Regions from separate parts of the Homo sapiens genome. Here region 2 is linked to region 1. Evidence: read pairs that join two places in POLR2A ChIA-PET (ENCODE). Cell type or tissue: GM12878. All regions are shown on one strand. Each heading gives the region's core, and the rest is flanking DNA. Links, peaks and the distances in the headings are about the cores only. Region 1 overlaps CCDC138 (coiled-coil domain containing 138). Region 2 overlaps SH3RF3 (SH3 domain containing ring finger 3).

Region 1 (10,945 bases), core at 3,348-7,347:
CCATGCCTGTAATGCCAGCACTTTGGGAGGCCAAGGCAGGCGGGTCACTTGAGGTCAGGAGCTTGAGACCAGCCTGGCCAACATGGGGGAACCCCATCTTTACTAAAAATATAAAAATTAGCCCAGTGTGGTGATGCACACCTGTAGTCCCAGCTACTTGGGAGGCTGAGGCATGGGAATCGCTTGAACCTGGGAGGCAGAGGTTGCAGTGAGCCAAGATCGTGCCACCACACTACAGCCTGGGAGACAAATTGAGACTGTGTCAATACATACATATGTACATATATACATACGTACATACAAGTGTTGGCAAGGATGTCAGAAAGTGGAATCCTTGTTTACTGGTGATAGGAATGTAAAATGCAGCTGCTGTGGAAGACAGTATGGTGATTCTTCAAAAACTTAAAACATAGAATTACCTTATGCAGTTTTACTTCTGGATATATATTCAAAATAATTGAAAGCAGAGGCTTGAACAGATATTTAAACACCAAGTTTATAGCAAGATTATATATAATAAAAAGAAGGTGGACACAAGGTAAATGCTCATCCATGGATGAGTGGATAAACAAGATGTGGTATATACATACACAAGACTATTATTCAGGCATGAAATTGACACATGCTACAGCATGAATGAACCCTGAAGCTATTGTAAATGAAATAAGCTAGACACCAGATGACAAATATGAGATGATTCTGCTTCCGTGCATGCAGTACCTAGAATAGTCAAATTTATAGAGACAAAGTAGAATGGTGGTTACCAAGGGCTGGGGGAAGAGAATGGAGAGTTATTATTTAATGGATACAGAGTTTCATTTTGGCATTTTGCAAAAGTTTTGGGGATGGATAGTGATGATGGTTACACAACAGTGTGATTACACTTAATGCCATTGGTAAATTTTAAGTTATGTATATTTTACCATAATAAAGATTTTCCAACAAAGTGTCAATTAGGATACATTTTCACCAGGATTCTGCATTCTAAGACAGGCCACCCTAAATTTTAGTGTACTCACTTTGCAGAAGTTAGGCAATTTGACAGAAACCAAAGGCATGGCTCACGCCTGTAATCCCAGCACTTTGGGAGGCCGAGGCGGGCAGATCACCTGATGTCAGGAGTTCAAGTCCAACCTGGCCAATGTGGTGAAACTCTGTCTCTACTAAAAAATAGAAAAACTAGCTGGGTGTTGTGGTGGGCACATGTAATCCCAGCTACTTGGGAGGCTGAGGCAAGAGAGTCGCTTGAACCCAGGAGGCAGAGGTTGCAGTGATCTGAGATCACGCCATTGCACTCCAGCCTGGGCAACAAGAGCAAAACTCCGTCTCAAATAAAAAACAAAAAAAAAAACCAAAGCTTGGGAAGGAAGCCAGAAAGTGTTCTTCATTGTGACATTTTGGCCAGGACAACTTGGCCAGGTGCGGTGGCTCACGCCTGTAGTCCCAGCACTTTGGGATGCCGAGGCAGGCAGATCACTTGAGGCCAGGAGTTCAAGACCAGCCTGACCAACATGGAGAAACTCTGTCTCTACTGAAAATACAAAAATTAGCCAGGCATGGTGGTGCATAACTGTAATCCCAGCTACTCATGGGGCTGAGGCACCAGAATCGCTTAAACCCCGGAGGCAGAAGTTTCAGTGAGCCAAGATCATGCTGCTTACTGCACTCCAGCCTGAGTTATAGAGCGGGACTCTGTCTCAAAAAAAAAGAAAAAAAATCTGACAATGTCAGATCATCACTGTAAGAAAGCAAAAGGCAATGTATCTGATGTAAATACACCTGATGATCTTAAACGTTGAAAGGACAAATTGTAAAAAGTGATTTTGCAAAGAGTTCACAGTTCCCTACTACTGCCACCCTATGAATGAGGACCATTGTTACTTTTTTAGTAGGACAAAATATGCCAAATCTTTTGAAACATTCAAAAGATAAGAAAAAGTACTTTTTTATTATGTTTGGATTAAGAATATAAATACTGTCGGAAGAGGCTTGGTATTTAGAGGGGATAAAGATATAAATGAAGTGAAATTTTTTCATGAAAATATGAAATGGCTAGGAAAAGACAGTGTTTGCTGTGAAGAAACTGAAAGTCAGATATCTAAGAGAAACTTGACTTTCCAATTTTAGCACACATCAGAATCTCTTGCAGGACTTGTTAAAACTCAGGTTCCTAGGTTCTATCCCTGGAATCTGATTTAGTAGATCTGATGTGGCACAGAATCTTCCTTCCTTCCTTCCTTCCTTCCTTCCTTCCTTCCGTCCTTCCTGTTGAAACGAAGTTTCACTCTTGTTGCCCAGGCTGGAGCGCAATGGCATGATCTCGGCCCACTGCAACTACTGCCTCCTGGGTTCAAGCGATTCTCCTGCCTCAGCCTCCCGAGTAGCTGGGATTGCAGGCACTGGCCACCATGCCTGGCTAATTTTTGTATATTTAGTAGAGATGGGGTTTCACCATGTTGACCAGGCTGGTCTTGAACTTCTGACCTCAGGTGATCCACCCTCCTCGGCCTCCCGAAGTGCTGGGATTACAAGCGTGAGCCACCACGCACAGCTTTTTTTCTCTTTTTTGAAATGGAGTCTCACTCTGTCGCCCAGGCTGGAGTGCAGTGCTGCCATCTCAGCTCCCTTCAACCTCCGCCTCCTGGGTTCAAGCAGTTCTTCTGCCTCAGCCTCCCTAGTAGCTGGGATTACAGGTGTACGCCATCACACCTGGCTAATTTTTATATTAGTAGAGACGGGGTTTTACCATGTTGGCCTGGCTGGTCTCAAACTCCTGACCTCAAGTGATCTGCCTGCCTCAGCCTCCCAAAGTGCTGAGATTACAGGCGTGACCCACCACACCTGGCCAGAATTTGTATTTCTTTCTTTTTTTTTTTTTTTTTTTTGAGACAGAGTTTCACTCTTGTTGCCCAGGCTGGAGTGCAATGGTGTGATCTCGGCTCACCGCAACCTCTGCCTCCCAAGTTCAAGCGATTCTCCTGCCTCGGCCTCCCAAGTAGCTGGGATTACAGGCATGCGCCACCACACCCAGCTAATTTTGTATTTTTAGTAGAGACGGGGTTTCTCCTTGTTGGTCAGGCTGGTCTGGAACTCCTGACCCAGAATTTGTATTTCCAACATGTTCCCAAGTGATGCTCTTTCTGTAGTTTTAGGGACCACAATTTGAGAACCACTGGTATAGGTAAATTATATCCTAAGATAAGAAAATATATGGAAAAGCCTTGTAGAAGTGACTGCTAAAAGTTAAGCTTTGAAGGATGAGTAGGTTTTTGTGAGACAGACACCTAGTAGTTGAAGGAGGAGACACGAGCTGCCTTAGTCGTGACGTGTATCTATTACAGGGTATGGGTGAGGTATGATGTGAGGAAAGTTGCAGTGAGCTGGAAGTGGAGTCACCTGCTGTTCTAGAACTATACTGGCAAGTTTGAATGTCATCCCACAGATAAGAGGGAGACAGGAAATGGTTTTAAGCAAGGGATCTATATTTTACCATGGAGACACCTTAAATGCACATTGCTCAGTGAAAGAAGCCAGCCTGAAAAGGCTACATACTATATGATTCCAACTATAATGACATTTTGGAAAAAGCAAAAACTGGAGTAAAGAGATCAGTAGCTGCCAGGGGTTCTGAGAAAGAGGAGCAGAGCACAGGCAATGTTTAGGACAGTGAAATTATTTCCTGTGATACATGGTGGATACATGTCATTATATGTTGTCAAAATCTGTAGACTATACAACAGAGTGAATCCTAATGTAAACTATAGACTTTAGTTAATCATAGTATGTCAGTGTTAACAACTGTAACAAATGTACCACACTGGTAAAGATGTTAATAATGGAAGGTACTGGCAGGTGGGAGTAGGACATGGGGCATGTAAACATTCTCAACTTCCTGCTCAGTACACTCAGAAACCTAAAACTGCTCTTTAAAAACAAGATCTGTTAGTTTAAAAGTAAACAGGAAGTAGAGATAGAGTAGGCAGGTTTTCCAAGAGCTTGGCAGGAACCTCAAAGAAGACAATGCCAGATGAATTTAGTGAAGTCTGGTGTTTCTTAAGCTATGGGAATGTTTATAGTCCATGACAAAGGTCAGCAAACCCTTTTTTGTAAAAGGACAAATGGTAAATATTTTAGGTTTTGCAGGCCAAAAAGCAAAGTGAAAGATACCAGTACTTACATAATAAGAAACGAAACAAATTTTCACAAATTTTTTTGTTGACAAAATCAAAATTTAATGTGGAGTAAACTTTTTTTTTTTTTTTTTTTGAGACGGAGTCTTGCTTTGTCGCCCAGGCTGGAGTGCAGTGGCGTGATCTCGGCTCACTGCAAGCTCTGCCTCCAAGGTTCACGCCATTCTCCTGCCTCAGCCTCCCGAGTAGCTGGGACTACAGGCGCCCGCTACCACGCCCGGCTAATTTTTTTTTTTTTTTTTTTTTTTTGGTATTTTTAGTAGAGACAGGGTTTCACTGTGTTAGCCAGGATGGTCTCTATCTCCTGATCTCATGATCCGCCTGCCTCGGCCTCCCAAAGTGCTGGGATTACAGGCGTGAGCCACCGTGCCCAGCCAATGTGGAGTAAACTTTTTGCAGTAGATCGAATAATAAGGAAACTAGAATTTGAGGGTATCATTTTACTTAATTGGGGTTCCAAGTGTTTCCTGTCATCAGAATCAATTGCATATTTTTATCTGTTAATGCTGATCTGTAATGAGAGTTTACATATTTCATCTTTGAAATTTTTTTTTTTTTTTTGAGACAGAGTCTCGCTCTGTCACACGAGCTGGAGTGCAGTGGCGCAATCTCGGCTCACTGCAACCTCTGCTTCCCAAGTTCAAGCAATTCTCTTGCCTCAGCCTCCCAAGTAGCTGGGATTGCAGGTGCCCACCACTCCCAGCTAATTTTTGCATTTTTAATAGAGACAGATGGGGGTTTCACCATGTTGGCCAGGCTGGTATTGAACAGCTGACCTTAGGTGATCCACACGCCTTGGCCTCCCAAAGTGCTGGGATTACAGGCATGAGCCACCATGCCTGGCCTGAAAATGTCTTTTTATACACTAAGTATTGTCAAATAGTTGACATCAATCCATGAGCATATGATTTTGTTTCATTGTGGTAAAATATGCATAGCTTAATATTTATCATTTTAGCCATTTATAAATGTACAATTTAGTGGCATTAAGTATATTCCCAATGCTGTACAACCATCATCGCTATCAATTTCAAGAATTTTTCATTATCTGAAACAATTCTGTACCCGTTTAACAATATCTTCCCATTCCTCCCTCCCCTGTAGACCTTGGTAGTCTCTCGTCTACTTTCTATCTCTATGAATTTGCATATTCTAAGTATCTCATGTAAGTGGCACCACAGACAGGCATATGACTTTGTCACTTGAAAAGCATTTACAGAATTCTATTTGATTCTTCTCTTGATATTTCTTTTTGTATATCACTATTGGAGATTAATCACTTCTAATTGAAGGTCAGTTGGCAGCTCTTCAATTGAAGTCAAATGGATCTTGAAATAAGCAGATTGTTTTGCACTTGCATTGAGATTCAAATAATGCTGCTAGAACTGTAGTTTGGAGTCAGAAAACATATCTGCTGCAAATCTGTGTTGGAATGGAGATCTCATCTCTTTTTAAAATATCTGACAACAAAGGAAGTTTATGCAGCTTAACATTATGATTCAAACATTAGTTGTTGAAATGACTACTGTAGTGTAAGTTTCATATATAGGCACTGTTTTGACTTGTAATTTCAGGTTGACTCTAGTAAGAAAAATGAACAATGTGCAGCAAAAGGTAATTTCCAAAACTGTTCAATGATTGAGTGCTGTTCTTATTCAGAAAATATTCATCTCAGCCGTGAGCTCAAAAATTAAAAAAAATTCATTGCCATGTGTTAGGGCCAGTAAGGATATTAATCCTCTATTTCTAATAAAAAAATTCATGGAACTGTTGATGGTTAAGTCCCCCAGAGCAAATGAAATTCACCACTGATAACAGCGATATGATAACACATGATATATTCAAATATTTTTCACAAAGTATTGGCTTACAGATGGTATAATGAATAACCATAGTTTAAATACCTTACATATCACAAGATTTGTAAATCTATTCAAGTAAGTCTTTTTCTGGTCCACCCATATAATTTCTCAAACTGTGACGAAAACATAAAAAATTTATTATCTTAATAATTTTTAAGTATACAGTTCATTAGTATATTCACATTGTCCTTCAACAGCTCTCCAGAAATATTTTATCTTGCAAAACTAAAACTCAGTACCAATTGTCTCTGTTTTGTGCTGTTACAACAGAATATCTGAGACTGCACAATCTGTAAACAACAGAAATTTATTTCTCACAGTCCTGGCAGCTGGATGTCCAAGCATCTGATAGGGGCTTTCTTGCTGCATCCTCACATGGCACAGGGCAGAAGAGCAAAAACAGGATGAACGTTGTGTGCCCACAGGGTGGAAGAGCAGGAGAAAGGGAGCCCAGTCCCACACGCCTTTATTATAATGCCGTTAATCCATTCATTAGGGCAGAGCTCTCCTGACGTAAACACTTCCCAGTAGATCCTCACCTCTCAACACTGATGTTTTGGGCATTAAGTTTCCAACACATAAATTTTGAGGAATATATTCAAACCATAGCGCTTATTAAATAACAACTCCCCATTTCACCTACCCCCGCCCCTGATGACCACCATTCAATTTTCTGCTTCAATGAATTTGACATTAGATTTCTCATATGGATGGAATCATAATAGTATTTGCCTTTTTGTGACTGGCTTATTTCACTTAGCATAATATCCATAAGGTTCGTCCATGTTGTAGCATGTGACAGGATTTCCTTCCTTTCTAAGGTGGAACAATATTTGTTTATGCATGAATACCACATATTGCTTATCCATTCATTGATAGATATTTGGGCAGCTACCATCTCATGGCTATTGTGAATAGTGCTGATATGAATATGGACTTGCAAATATCCTTTCAAGACCCTGTTTTCAATCCCTTTGGACATATACCCAGAAGTGGGATTGCTAGATCATTTGATAGTTCTATTTTCAATTTTTGAAGAATTGCTTTACTGTTCACCATAGTAAATTAATGCTTTAGGGATTTTGGTAGAGATGACATTGAATCTGTAGATCGCTTTGGGTAGCATGGACACCTTGATAATACCATGTTTTCTAACCCATGAACATGAAATTTCATTCTATTTATTTGTGTCTTTTAATTTTTTTCATCACTGTTTTGTGGTTTTTAGTGTATAAGTTTTTTACCTCCTTGCTTAGATTTATTCCTAAGTATTTTCATTCATTTTGATGCTATTTGTAAGTGGAACTGTTTTCCTAATTTCCTGTTTGGATTGTTCATTGTTAGTGTATGGAAACACAAGTGATTTTTAGTATTGATTTTGTATTCAGCAACTTTGCTGAATTTATGTATTCTTTTTTTTTTTAATTGTGGAATCTTTAGGACTTTCGACATATAAGGTCATGCCATCTGAGAAGAGAGATGATTTTACTTCTCCAATTTGGATACTTTTTATTTCTTTTTCTTGCCCAGTTTCACTGGCTGGTACTATAGTGAACAGAAGTGGTGAGGGTGTGCTTGTCTTGTTCCTGATTTTGGAGGAAAGGCTTTCATTCTTTTACCTTCAGAGTGTAATCTGTGGGCTTTTTATATATAGCCTTTATTATATCGAGGTGGTTTCCCTCTATTAAGTTTGTTGAGTATTTTTATCATGAAAGGGCGTTGAATCTTGTTCAGTGCTTTTTCTTTGTCAATTGAAATAATCGTGTGGGTTTTGTCCTTCATTTTGTTAAAATGGTATATTACACCAGTTTTTAAAAATGTTGAACCGTCCTTGCATTGCAAGAATTAATCTCACTTAGTCATGGCGTATAATCCCTTTTAATATACCGCCATGCACTGTATAATGATGTTTAAGACAATGGTAGACCGTATATATGATGGTGGTCCCATAATATTATAATGGAGCAAAGAAAAAAAGAATATAAAAAGAAAACAGATTATAATGGAGCTGAAAATTTCCTGTCACTTTGTGACATCATAGCTGTCATAATATTGTAGCAGAACACATTACTCACATGTTTGTGGTGATGCTGACGTAAACAAACCTGTGCTGCCAGTTACATAAAAGAATAGCACACACAGCTATGTAGAGTACATAATACTTGATCATAAACAACCATGTTACTGGTTTATGTATTTACTATTTATTGTTATTTTAGAGTGTATCTCTGTCATTAACTGATGCATGTCTTTATTAAAAAGTTGGGGGGAGAAGTTTATATAAAATTTTACTGAGATTATGACTGTAAGAGAGTATATGGCTAGTAAATTTTATTCCATAAAAATACTATTTAGAGATTTCTCAACTTATGAGGTGTCTATAATTTTTTCGATTTTTTTTTTTTTTAAAGACACCAGAGTGGTCAGATGGTAGGAAGACAGGAGTCAAGGGGAAAGCACTGGGCAGACCCTTTATTGTGGTTTCCACATGAAAGGCAATGCAGGGCAGGGTGAATAAATAGGATTGGTTAGTTTGAATAATTTTGGCAGTACTAAGCTCTAGGGGTGGTCCCTAGTGACTCTGGTAAGATTACGGCAGAGAATATTGCCTCCTGGGATACAAGGGCCAGATAGAAGGGGTCTGGCTCTGAATTGGTTAATTTGTCTATCAGAGGCATACTCTAGGCCGAGCACTTTGCTGTATCTAAGAATTGGCTGGTCCAGGGAGGGGCAATCTCTCCCCAACTGGAAAGGTTTTTTAAGACGTCCAAAACATCATAATATACAGAAAATTTTACAAAATACATATATGTATATACACACAATACACTCATAATCATTAGTCCGGAGAATCTTTATACAGTTGACATAACCATTTTCCTGATTGCTATACAATTATTTCCAGGTTTTACTCTTATAAACAGTGTAGCAATAAATATCTTTGTACATGGCTTTTGGAGGGATCTTCTTAAATCGATTTTCTTAGGCTGGTATCTCAGAAGTGGGAGTATTCTGTTAGAGCCTTAGAATATGTCTTTATGGTCCTGAAATCATTTAGCAAAATGATATACTTTTGAAGCAAAATTCATAGACATCCTTAAACAGTTAAATGTTTTTATAAATTAGCATATTAAGATATGCATGCAATGTAGACATATAAACAAGTAAATAGTACTCCAGTTTCTGAAATCCAGCATTTTAAAAAATCCTTTCATATATCTTTTTCAGTATAAATTTATATAGATATAGTTTATATAAATGAGATTTTTATTCCATTTGCTTCCTTGTAAACACCTTTTTTCACCCCAGAATATGCCATGGCAATAAATATAAATCTAGGTTATCATTTTTAATGGTTACATATATACTATAAACTTATTTAATCATTTAAGGTTCATAGAGTATCTTTGTGTAGGTTAATCTCCTTAAACTAGATGTGCTGTTATTGCTGGATGAAAGAAAATGCATATATAAGAACTAAAATACATATTGCCAAATTGTATTGCATATAGTTTTAAAGTGAAGGTTTTTTGTTGGAGAACTCTTTTGTTTTGTTTTGTTTTTAAAGATAATTTTGGAAAATTGTGGTAATTGATTTAAGACATTTAAAAATACTGTGCCTTTGTATTTATTTTCCATCATTTTATCTTTAGCTTTTGCCTCTAATGACAGAGCAGCTACAGTGGATGCCATTTGTGAATATCAAACTTCACGAGCCTTTTGTAAAATTTATATATTGGTCCCTAAGGCAGCTAGATGCTGGAGCACAGGTAATTGGTTAATAGGAATTTATCTATAAGTAATACTCCACCTAATATTACTTCTTGATCTTGTTTCACAATATCTGTTTTGAATATATTCTCTGTATTTCAGAATAATCTTCCCTATCTATGTCTTGCTGGGATTTTGATAGGAATTGTGTTAAACCTGTATATTAATTTGAGAATAATTGACATCTTTCCTTTGTTGAGTCTTACAATTTATGAACATAAAATGTCTGTCCACTTATTTAGAACTTTGATTTATCAGTGTTGCATAGTTTTCAGCATAAAATTGCTGCATTCTTGTTTACCTTTTTGGCTGAGTATTTAAATTTTTTGAGCAATTTTAGTTGGTATTGTCTTTTTACTGTTGATGTTTACATGTTCATTGATAATATATAGAAGTAAAATTGTTTTTTGTTTATTTTGTATCCTGTGACCCTGAGCTTACTAGTTTTAGGAGTTTTCTTGAAGATTCCTCAGGATTTTTACATAGAAAATCATGTTATCTGCAAATGAAAACAGTGTTGTGTTTTTTTTTTCTTTTTGATATGTATGCCTTTAATTTCCTTTTCCTACCTTATTGCATTAGCTAGAGTTTCCAGCAGTATGTCGAATATGATGGTGAGAGTAGTCATCCTTGCCTTGTTTCTCCTCTTAGGAGGAAAATTCATTCTGCCATTACTAAGTATAATATTAGCTGTAGTATTTTCATAGATACTTTCAATCAAGTTCCCCTGTATTCCTATTTTTCTGAGTTTTTTAAAAATCATGAATCGTGTTGAATTTTTTTAGATACTTTTTCTGCATTGATTGATACATGTTCTTTTTCATCTTTAACTTGTTAATATGAATTACATTGACTTTGAAATATTAAAGTCTCTGAAATAAAACCCACTTGGTTGTGGTGTTTAATTCTTTTTATATGTTTTTATATTAACAAATTCTATTTGCTAATATTTTGTTAAGGACTTTTGTTTCTATATTCATGAGAAATATTTGTCTATAGTTTTGAACTCTCTTTGGTTTTGTATCAGGGCAATATTAGGTTCATAAAATGAATTGGGAAGGGTCTTATCCTTTATATTTTCTGGGAGAAATTATGTAGACTAAGTGTTCATTCTTTAAACAT
Region 2 (10,945 bases), core at 2,736-6,735, 390 kb after region 1:
ATATGTACAATTATTATGTATCAGTAAAAGTTCCTCCAAAAAAATAAAAAGAGTCCATCCTTCAGCAGAGGGAGTGCATTGTTGGAGGGGCAAGGGTGAGAGGCCAGGAGAGCAGGCCCTGGGCTTAGCCTCCAGCATCCACAGCACGCGTGTGCCCTGGACTGGGCCTAGGAAGGGTGGTGCCCTGGTGGCCTATGCTGGCCCTGTGGAGCCTGGCCAGGCCTTCCCTGTACCTCCTCCCTAAAACCCTGGGATGGCGTGGGCTCCTTTCTTCTACCACTGACATCCAGTGTTTCTGTTAAATTAGGTGGTCTGCCTAAGGACTTTTTGGTTTGCTAAAAGACAAAACAAAACACAGGAAATAAAGCACATTTTCCAGTTCTCAGCCAGCAGCGCAGGTCCTCTGTGACCACATGGCATCCCCAAGGTGTCCGCGTGTATCCCACATGGGGACTCAGCCAGCTGTGAGAGGGATGGACCTGCCCCTGCCTGGGGCTACGGTCCCCATACTCTCCCATCAACAGGGTCTGTACTCACTGCACCCTTCAGGGTGAAGAGGGCACTGTCCGCCCCTGTGGCCATCAGATGGTGTGATCCCACCTCTTGGCAGAGGCTGGCACCACGCCCTGATGCTTCTCCATCCCAGACAGGGGGAAGCAGGTGGTTGGAGAGAGGTGGGAGGATGAGGTTGCCACCTTCTCCTGAAACCAGCATGGGTGCTGCTGCCACAGATCATGAATGCTTTGTCCCCCTTTGCTGCCGTCCCATGCAGTCAAGTGCCCTGATAACCAGGAGTTGGCTGTTACCAGATCCAGAGCCCTCAGAGGCTGCGTGAGCACCAGCCACGTGAGCAGCCTACCTGGTGTGTTTCCCAGAGCCGACAGAGCCAAGAGGGGCGTTCTGAAGCCCGAAGAAGCAGGAGTGGCCACTAGGAGCTGCCGTGTGCTCGCTGTGATGGAGTTGCCGAAGTGCTTTGATTCCTCGGTTATTTCAGGCATTGTCCCCCTTTGGGAGTGGGCATGGCCTGCCCATGTCAGTCCTAGGTCAGTGGCTGGAAATGAGCAGAATGGAAGCGTAGGAAGGGCTTGAGGGGTGTGGGCACATGCTTCAGCTGCGGGCTCCATTCAAGCATCGGTGGAGGGCAGTAGCACCATGCAGACAACTGGAGCTCCTTAGTGCTCCCTGGGTAGCCCTGCACCTCTCCATGGCTCTCCCCTGAATTCTGCCCCCCACGTGATGCTGCCCCAACGTGGAGATCCGGGATGTGTCGTTGTCTTTCCTTGCAGAGCCGTGGAGGACAGCCTCTGAGCCATCCCTGCTAGTCTCTGCTCCTGGCACATGAAAGTGTTCAATACATGTTTGTGCAGAAAGTGAAATTAAAATCTGTCCACTTGGTAGCTGGATGTGGTGGCACATGTCTGTTGTCCCAGCTACTCCGGAGGCTGAGGTAGGAGGATCAGATCACTTGAGCCTGGGGGGTGTGGGTTGCAGTGAGCCATGATTGTGCCACTGCACTCCAGCCTAGGTGACAGAGTGAGACTCCGTCTCAAAAACAAATTCAATCAATAAAATCTGTCCACATGGCTCATTAATGGATAGAATGTTAAGAGCTGGAATAGCTTCAGGGTTTACCTAGCCTCGCCCCTTGTTTTACACAAAAAGAAACTGAGGCCTGGTCTCCCACTTCTGCCCCTGCTTGGCAGGCCTAGAGAGTGTGTGTGCATGTGCAAATGGAGGGGGTGTGGGCATTGGGAGTTTAAACTTGGCTTGAATAGCTAATCAGATCTATCAAAATTAGGTTTTTACCAAGCATAGTAAAATAAGACTTGTTTGGTATTATTAGTGATGCTAAAACTATATGTCACATATTGGACAAATAAGCACATTTTCAGATACGCATGTGGGATTTTGATTGCATGCTGGGTTTAGTCCAAGATTAAATCTGCATTTTGTTCTGATGTAAAAGGGACTTGAAGCAGTTTTTGAGGTCATGTGCATAGCAGCAGTGATGGAAATGTCCTGTGTCTGCTCTGTTCAGTACAGTAGCGACCAGCCACAGGTGACTACTGAGCTCATGAATGTGGCCGGCGTGGCTCAGGAAGTGGCTTTTAAAATTTCATTTTGCCAGGCGCAGTGGCTCACACCTGTAATCCCGGCACTTTGGAAGGCCAAGGCGGGCAGATCACTTGAGGTCAGGAGTTCAAGACCAACCTAGCTAACATGGTGAAACCCCGTCTCTACTAAAATACAAAAATTAGCCCAGCATGGTGGTGGGCACCTGTAATCCCAGCTACTTGGGAGGCTGAGGCATTAGAATCGCTTGAAACCTGGAGAGGGAGGTTGCAGTGGGCTGAGATCATGCCACTGCAGTCCAGCCTGGGTGACAGAGCAAGACTCTGTCTCAAAAAAATTTTTTTTCATTTAATTCTAGTCAATTAAAACTGAAATTTAAATAATTACCTGTGGCTAGTGGCTACTCTAATGGACAGCTAGAGAACTGCAGCATAACCTTATCTTTTTAAAAATCTTATTTTAAAAAGAATTTTGTGGGTTTGAAGGAAAGATTGTCTGGAAGAAGGAAGTGACTGAGACATAGCTTTTTGACACCTGGCCTGGAGCCTTTTCGTTTAGACCAACCAACTAAGCTGGATGACACCAGCACAGTCCCTTAAATTCCCTGGCCTCAGTTTCCTCTTGTGTAAAATGAGGTTCTATGGCTTCTGCTAGTTCTGAGATTCTATCTTGCCCCATTCTTGGCAACTGGGATATGAAGAGCTCTATTTTAATAACGATAATAATAAAGAAGGCTTATTAAACACTGGGGATCCGGCTGAATAGTCCTCAAACCATTGTACTCAGCTGGGTGGAGAGACCTGCAAGTAACCAAGGGAAGTTTCAAAATGTGGGTTTCCGGGCTCCGCTTGGACCCATTTCACAGGGACCCGAAATCTGCACGTTAACAGGTTTCACAACGATTCTCACACAAACAACTCCCTTTAAAGATACAGGCCAGGCCGACTCCCCACTGGGGACTGGGTGGGCTGACCCACCTGGCCCACTCACACTCACCATGTGGAGTTTTCTCCTGAGAGTTAGGCCAGGGAATGATTTTTAATGTGGGATGCTCCACGTTCCTCTCTGGGACTTCCCATTTGCAATGTCTTAAGTCACTTTCATGTTTGAATTTAGAAAATCAAAAGATGACCGTCTTGTTTCCTGTAAATATCAGGAACAGAGAGGAGAGCAGGTGGTGTGTTTGTCCTAGACTTAAATTTTAAGATTTATTTTTATAAGTTAGTTTCAAGTTTGCTTTCTTTCGTTCTTAAAATTGAGATAGGGTCTCGCTCTGTTGCCCGGGCTGCACTGCAGAAGTGCGATCCCGGCTCACTGTAGCCTTGACCTCCTGGGATGAAGTGATCCTCCCCTCTCAGCCTCCCGAGTAGCTGGGACTATAGTCGCTTTCCACCATGCCAGCTAAAAGTTTGCTTTCAAAGAGTCCCTATTCTAATCTGTTGTTGGAGCTCTCCACAATGAATCACCAAAATACCATTTTAATATTAGAGTAGTATTTTGTCAGGAAAAAATAGGCCTGACCCTGAACAACTTATCTGCATAGCTGTAATATTGTCATTTTTGACTCAGGCTAAATCACTTGTTAATTTTAGGAGGAAATGTCAGAGGAGGTTGTCCCCAAATAGCAGTTATTATCTGTTTCCCAGGTTTATGAACCCAGCTCACAGCTCTGCTTGTCAACATCTGCAGAAGGAACTTAGAGAAAGACTGGCTCCTTTTACATTTTTTTTGTTACAATAGTTAATGTAAGAGTAGTTATGTAAACAGATCAATAAGCTCATTTTGAACATGACCCTGCCAACTGTTTCAAAGCTAAAGTCACATTGACTCAGGAAGGTCAGCTGTTTCATCTACAGTGTCTGTGGCCCATGGAGGAACTGGAGCCATGTGAGGTCTAATGACACACGTGGCCCATGTGCAGTCCTCATCGTTAAGTAAGTACCCTGCTGACCTCTTAAGACATAAACCAAAAATAAACTGTAGCAACCACTTCTTTTTAAGTCCCTTTAAAGTTTAGATTTTTACTGTTCTTAGGGTGACTTTGTGGCTCATCACTCTTAGCTTTTTCTCATTGCTTCTTGAATCGCTCCCCTTTCCTGAGTGTTTCTTGGTCTGCCATCTTGACTTCTCCCGGGGCCATGCATCTGCTCCCTTTGTGGCTCCGTTTGCTCCTAAGTCTTTGCAGGATCTCCACGCAGAAGGCGTGGTGCTGGATCTTTAGGGGACATTCAGATATAGACATGCTTTGTGCCATTAAGGAACTTGTGGCTTAGTAAGAAGAACAGCTGGTTACAGAAATGAACCAGGACCCCTACAGCTGCAGGAGAGAAACTAACTGGAATCAGTCAAAACACAGAGAGAAGCAAAGCCGTGTGGTGGCCCAGATAACCAAGGGTCCTGAGGTAGATGCATCCACCATGGCCGGGTTCATGGCTCAGATGATGCCATCAGGACTTGGTCTCTTTCTAGCTCTGGGTCCCACCAAGCTTTTCCATGGTGGCCTAGCAGCTCCACTGTCCTCTTCATAGGTGCAAGAGGGCTTTAGGGGTCTTTGTCATGTTTCTGGGGTCTTTGCTGGAACATCTGCAGAACTCACGAGATTCACTCCGGCTGAGTGAACTGATGGCAGTGGCAGTGGTTGGCTCAGACTTAGGGTGTGTGTTTTCTCCTGAAATTGAGAGGATCCCACCCAGGCCTCAGGGGCTGAAAGTTGGGGGAAGGAGCTAAGAGAAAATTGGTGCCTGTAGCTAGAAGAAGCTCTGTGAATGTCAGGCACACAAAGCTACACGTCCATGCCAGAAAGTCACAATACTAAGGGACTTCTCAAGTCCTGGTTCTCAGGTCCTTAGGGGTCCTGGTTCATTTCTGTAACCAGCTGTTCTTCTTACTAAGCCACAAGTTCTCACAGTCAAGTAAAAACCAAATGCGACTGGAGTTATGAGGATGGTGACATTGAAGCTATCAGGGACTGCTTCATGTTGGGTGCTTTGTGTGGGCTCCCGGGTCTGCCTGGGCCCTGCCCTTCATCCCTGTCTGCTTCTCTGGGAGATCCCTGGCTCTTGGGATTGTCTGTGTGTGGGAGATTCCCCTGGATCTGGCCTGGCCATGCCCACTGGCTTCATGGGGTACACGGCAGCTCCCCTGCTTCTGTGCTGTGCTCCCTGCAGGTCACAGGATCCACTTCTCTGCAAGTGCCAGAATCTTGTGCAGTCCTTTCGGGTCCAACGCAAGTTCTTTTTCTGGGTAGGTCACCCCCCAGCCAACTGGAGTCAACACTTCCTTTCCCGAATTCCCGCTCACTCTGGCAATCTCCCTTGGCCCTTCGGTCGCTCCGCCTTTCATCGGTTTGTCTGCAACTGCAGTTCCCTGTAGGCTTCATGATGGTGACCGTCATTCCTGATGTTTCCCAAACAAACGTGCATTGGTGCTTTTCTGGCTCAAGGGGCATGGGATTTACATTTGCTGTGGGTAGGAAAGAGTGGGGAATAGTTCAGTGTTTTCCTTTATTTGTAGGAAAGTGATGCCCAGACACAGGTACGAGTGTCTGGTTTGGTACTTTTACTCTCTCTTGACACATACAGGCAATCTCTAATGGCTGTGTTTTCATGCTGCAAATGATGTACTTGCAACGTTTGGCAAACATGGTGCTACTTGCTTATAATACTGTCAGAAATTCAATCGGCAGCCCTCCTAGTCCCCAGGAATGTGCTTGGTGGCAGGTGTTAGCAGTGCGTGTCTATCCCCCAAAGGCTTTTATTGTCTCATTAATGAGCAGGTGCAATAAATGTGTTGTAGACAGCATCTCTGTTAGTCTGAAGATGTTTGGGATGTGTGTTCTATTTCCACATGTCACCCTGTAGAGGAAAACCAACTGTTTTCCTTGATACCCACAATGCACCCAGAACACTTCTGATACCAGATGTGTGTGGGGTTTTGCCACACCAAGCAATTCTCCAGTTGTTTGCAGATGCCAACTGGGTATTCAGTTCAGTTCTGACCCCTTCCATGTGGAGCTAGTATGGACCCTGCAGGTTAAGGGCTCAATCTCATCAGGCTGCCTTCACTTCAGAGGCCAGTTGCAAGAGGTGTCTTCAGGTTACCTGGAACTTCTGTGTGGCGTGGCTGCAAATCTGGTTTATTATATTAGTGGAGGGCATGATAAAAGATACAGGCAAGCAGCCAGATGGAGAGGTACATAGGGCGAGGTCTGGAAGGGTCCTGAGCACAGGGGCTTCCGTCTCTGTGGAGTTAGATGTACCCTCTCCAGGTGGGTGGATGCATCCACCAGCCAGAATCTCCCCAAACTCCAACTTGTAGGGATTTTTATGGAGGCTTCTTCACACAGGCATGATTGGTTATCAACACAATATCCAGCCCCTCTGCCCTCTTTGGAGGATGGGGTATGGAGCTGAAAACTCCAAGTTTCTGGTCATGGCTAGGTCTTTCTGGTGACCAGCCTTCATCCAGGAGCCACCAGAGTCACTTCATCAGCACAGAAAAAAGGTTTCCATCACCCAGCAAATACCAAGGGATTAGGAGCTCTGTGTTGGGAACCTCAATCAAAGACCAAATATCAGAACAAAAGATACTCCTAGCCCCGCTATCACTCAGAAAATTACCAGGGATTTAGGAGCTCTGTGCCAGGAACCAGGGACAAAGACCAAATATGTATTTTTATTATGTCACACAGCTGTTCCCTTCCCCCTTTTTAGTACACTTCTTATTTGGAGCAGTGGTGAGTAGAGTATGAGGAATTCTGACATACCCACACCCCACTTCCTCTGTTGTTAACACCTTACATTAGCATGGTACTTTTCATACATTAACATGATAGTTCTCCATTTGCAAAGCTGTAGTTTTTTCCTGCCATCCTTTTTCTGTCCCAGGATCCCATACTGCCTCACAGCTGTCATGTCTCCATGGACTCCTCTGGCTATGACAGCTTCTCAGACTGGTCCTGGGGTGGTCACGGCAGGTGGATAGTGGCCTGGAGCTTGAGAGCCCGATACGGGAGGGATTTGGGATGTGGGCTCTGAATTGGTGGGTTTGCATTAAAAAGGCACACTCATGAGCAAGTTGTTCACTATCTCTAGGAATTGGCAGCCCCTCCAGGGTCAGGAAGGCCCCAGATGTGAAAGCATCAGCATACAGAAAATAAGACATGGTGACTACATCTAGGTACCTCGTATAACTGGAATCATAGAATATTTGTCCTTTGTGTCTGGCATGTCACTTAACATCATCCAGGCTCATCCATGTTTTGGTATGTGTTTAGATTTTTTTTCTTTTCTTTTTCTTTCTTTTTTTTTTTTTTTTGAGGCGGAGTCTCGCTCTGTTGCCCAGGCTGGAGTGCAGTGGCGCAATCTTGGCTCACTGCAAGCTCTGCCTCCTGGGTTCACGCCATTCTCCTGCCTCAGCCTCCCAAGTAGCTGGGACTACAGGCGCACGCCAGTATGCCCGGCTAATTTTTTGTATATTTAGTAGAGACAGGGTTTCACCATGTTAGCCAGGATGGTCTCGATCTCTTGACTTCGTGATCCGCCCGCCTCAGCCTCCCAAAGTGCTGGGATTACAGGTGCGAGCCACCGCACCTGGCCGATTTTTTTTTTCTTCTTAAGGCAGACTAATATTCCGTCGTATGGATATACTATATATTGTTTATCCATTCAAATACGGACATTCCTCAACTTGGGATGGTTTGACTTTAGAGTTTTTGACTTTATGATGGTGCAAAAGCCATATACTTCCAGTAGAAATCTGTAACCCTGGCCAGGCATAGTGCCTCACGCCTGTAAACCCAGCACTTCCGAGAGGCCAAGGTGGGGGGCTCTCTTGAGGCCAGGAGTTTGAGACCAGCCTGGCCAACATGGTGAAACCCCATCTTTACTAAAAAAAATGGAAAAATTAGCTGGGCATGATGGTGCATGCCTGTTATCCCAGTTACTCGGGGGGCTGAGGCAGGAGAATTGCTTGAACCTAGTAGGTAGAGGTTGAAGTGAGCTGAGATAGTACCACTGCACTCCAGCCTGGGCAACAGAGAGAGATCATCTTAAAAAATAAAAATAGGAAAGAAAAGAAACTGTAACCCCATTGTAAGTCAGTCTTCCACTTATGGTGGGGTTATGTCCTGATAAACCCATTGTAATGTCAGAAAATCGTAAGTCGGGGATCATCAGCTATGTCACCAGCATTAAGTACATTTTTTAACTTATGATATTGTTGACTTAAAATGGGTTTGTCTGGACATGACCCTATCATAAGTGCTGGAGCATCTGTGTTTGTTTCTAGAGAAGATAAAAAATTCCACTTCATTTCTAAATCCCCTAGGAGTTCACTGGCCAATAGGACTCCCTTTGGGGGCTTTGGGGGCTTCTCCCATCTCGGCTAAGGGACAGCTCAAACAGGAAGGCAGGATAGGTCAAACTCATTTGCAGTAGGAGTTGGGTTGAATTGTGTAAGACAAAAGTACACTTTGTTATGTGTGATTAATTGTCACAGTTCCTGAATGTCAGCACGGACAGAGCAGCAGAGTTGGCTTCTGGGACACAGTTTCCATCTGCTGTCCCTGCCTGGAAGGAGGCTTAGGTGGCTTGCCTAGCATGGACTTAGTGACCCCATCTCCTCTCCTCCCGGAGCCAGGCCAGAGCGGCTTTGCCGAAGTCTCGGATGAACTGTCAGGCTGGAGCAGTTCTTCATCCAGGGGCTGTTTCCTGCTCTAATTACTGCTCTTTCTTCTACAGCTGAGAGGAATTGGTGGGTGGATGTGGGAGAGGTGAGCTAATGCGATGACATTTTGACAAGTGTGTTACAATAAAAAATAACTCCCCTGGGAGAAGGTTAATGCAGTTATCACCACGTTCATGTTGGCAGCCTTAGATCTGTGCCTGGTTGGGGCAGGATGCTTTGCTTTTCTCGTGCAGACCAAGTCTCACCCACATTCTAATGGCTAGTGCTTAAATTTTTTTCCAGAAACATCTATGAAGAATAAATATCGTGCTCTGTTCATAGATTTTTCCACTTGGGCTTTTTGCTGTATTTCTTTATTCCATGATAAGCTACTTCTTTCCACCTACTAGTTAAGTAGGCTGCTTCCCTCTGCTCTCAGATGACATGTGGCTGAGGACTTCATACTAACATTAGCCTAAGTAAAAATATAATTAGTATTTTTAGTCTGCTTCCAAATTAAATCTTACCGTGCATGCTAAAAGAGACTACAGAGCATTTGGGATTTATTTGTTGTGTTGGATCTTCTATTCCTTGTTCTCCTCTTATTCATTTTTAGTAATGTAGAATTTACTCTAGCTGGATTAGATATTTGCCATTAAGAAAAACAGCTTTATTGAGATGTAATTCACATGCCATGTAATTTGCCCTTTTAAAGTGTTCAACCTAGAGGCTTGCAGTATATTCACAGAGTTGTGTCCATCACCACAATACATTGTAGAATATTTTATCCTTTTTAGTACTGATGTGTATGAATCTGCCACGTTTTATTTATCCGTTCATTAGATGATGGACATTTGGGTTGTTTTCACTTTGGGGCTATTATGAACAATGCCGCTACAAGTATTTATGTGTAAGTGTCTGTTTGGTCTTAAGTTACGTTTCTCTTGTAGTGGAATGACCAGATCATGTGGTAACTCTGTTTAACCATTTAAGGAACTTCCAGGCTATTTACTAAAGTGGCTGCATCACTACCACCCAACAACATAGGAGAATTACAGTTCCCCATATCCTTGCCAACACATACTATGAACTGTCTTTTTGACTGTAGTCATCCTAGAAGGATCATTTTTTCAGAGTTGGAAAATGGTAGAGAGTAGTTGCTAAAAGTATAAATATGGCTCAGGTTAGTACTTATCACTAACTGTGTTACCTGGCTGAGTCACTTAATTTCTCTGAGCCCTGGTCTGCCTATCTATCTGTAAATAGGAGATGGTTACACCTGTCCCGTAGGGTGCTTGTGAACACTGACTGAGGGGGAAATGAAACAGCACAGCGTCTCCCATGCTGTAATGTTCAATAAGCGTGGACCTTTCTCATCATGCCTAAAAGGAGACCAACTGTGAGTCTCTGCCCCTCCTTCTACCCTGTCCATCCCTTCTTTCTGGAAAGGGGTGATTGATTAACAATGTTTTAGAGAAATGTGGGATCATCCAAAGCAAAGATGAGTGGATAGGAAGCATCATGGTGATGGAACCAGGAGCTCTATGAGCTGTTTCTGGATATTCCCTGATGATAATTAAAGGGTCCCCTAAACACAGCTGAGACTTCCATTTTATACTTGAAAACTAAATTTTAATGCAAAATTTTATCGAGGTTCAATTTATACACAGTAGAATTCACACTTTTTGGTTTACAGTTCTGTGAGTTTTGACAAACAACTGCAGTTGAGTGAGCACCACTGAGACAGGAGAGTTCCCTTACCCCTTTGTGAGACTTGCGATAGGGGTGTGGCTTGCTTACTTGGCCACCATGTGCTCAAACCCCTTGCAGGATGGGAAGCACGCAGATGAGTGGGTGCTGGGGCCGGAGCTAGTGCTTTTGGGCTCCATCCCACAGCAGTGGCGAGGGGTGTGTTACAATTAATGCTCCTTTAGCAGTTGCTGTCCATGGATGGCTAGGTGTTAACCAGCTCAGTGGACAGTCAGGGTGACAGCTTCTTACACCTTGTCCTCTTGGTACCCAGGTTCTTGTCCAGCACCCTGGAAGAATCAGGTCTCATGGACTTGAAGGATGGTGAATGCAGAGGTTGTATTGAGTGATGGAGGTGGCTCTCAGTGGGTTGGGGACCTGGAAAGGGGAGAGAGTGGGAAGATAATCTTCCCCTGGAGTTTGGCTGTCCCCAGCTGAACTCCTCTCTGACCATCCC

Evidence for each region. Peaks named below come from ENCODE experiments on the same cell type or tissue, not always from the same donor. Only the 100,000 strongest peaks of a DNase experiment are listed, where the experiment ranks them.
Region 2: POLR2A ChIA-PET joins it to region 1 with 5 read pairs; 2 of 35 experiments call an interaction of 5 or more read pairs at or near these places.

Annotation. Positions count from the first base shown.
Region 1 is chr2:108,829,480-108,840,424 of GRCh38, forward strand. CCDC138 (coiled-coil domain containing 138) reads left to right here. Exons shown (of 15, transcript NM_144978.3): 11 at 9,706-9,822. It also overlaps a transcript of RANBP2 not described here. Among named protein-coding and RNA genes, the nearest start is that of CCDC138, 48 kb to the left of the region's middle. In GM12878, for the core only: no CTCF peak of the experiment used is centred there; a DNase peak (open chromatin) is centred at 5,792; H3K27ac peaks cover 616 bases.
Region 2 is chr2:109,222,454-109,233,398 of GRCh38, forward strand. The region is part of intron 1 of SH3RF3 (SH3 domain containing ring finger 3); the gene reads left to right. It also overlaps a transcript of RANBP2 not described here. Among named protein-coding and RNA genes, the nearest start is that of MIR4266, 86 kb to the right of the region's middle. RefSeq lists a silencer at 10,564-10,623. In GM12878, for the core only: no CTCF peak of the experiment used is centred there; no DNase peak of the experiment used is centred there; H3K27ac peaks cover 1,978 bases.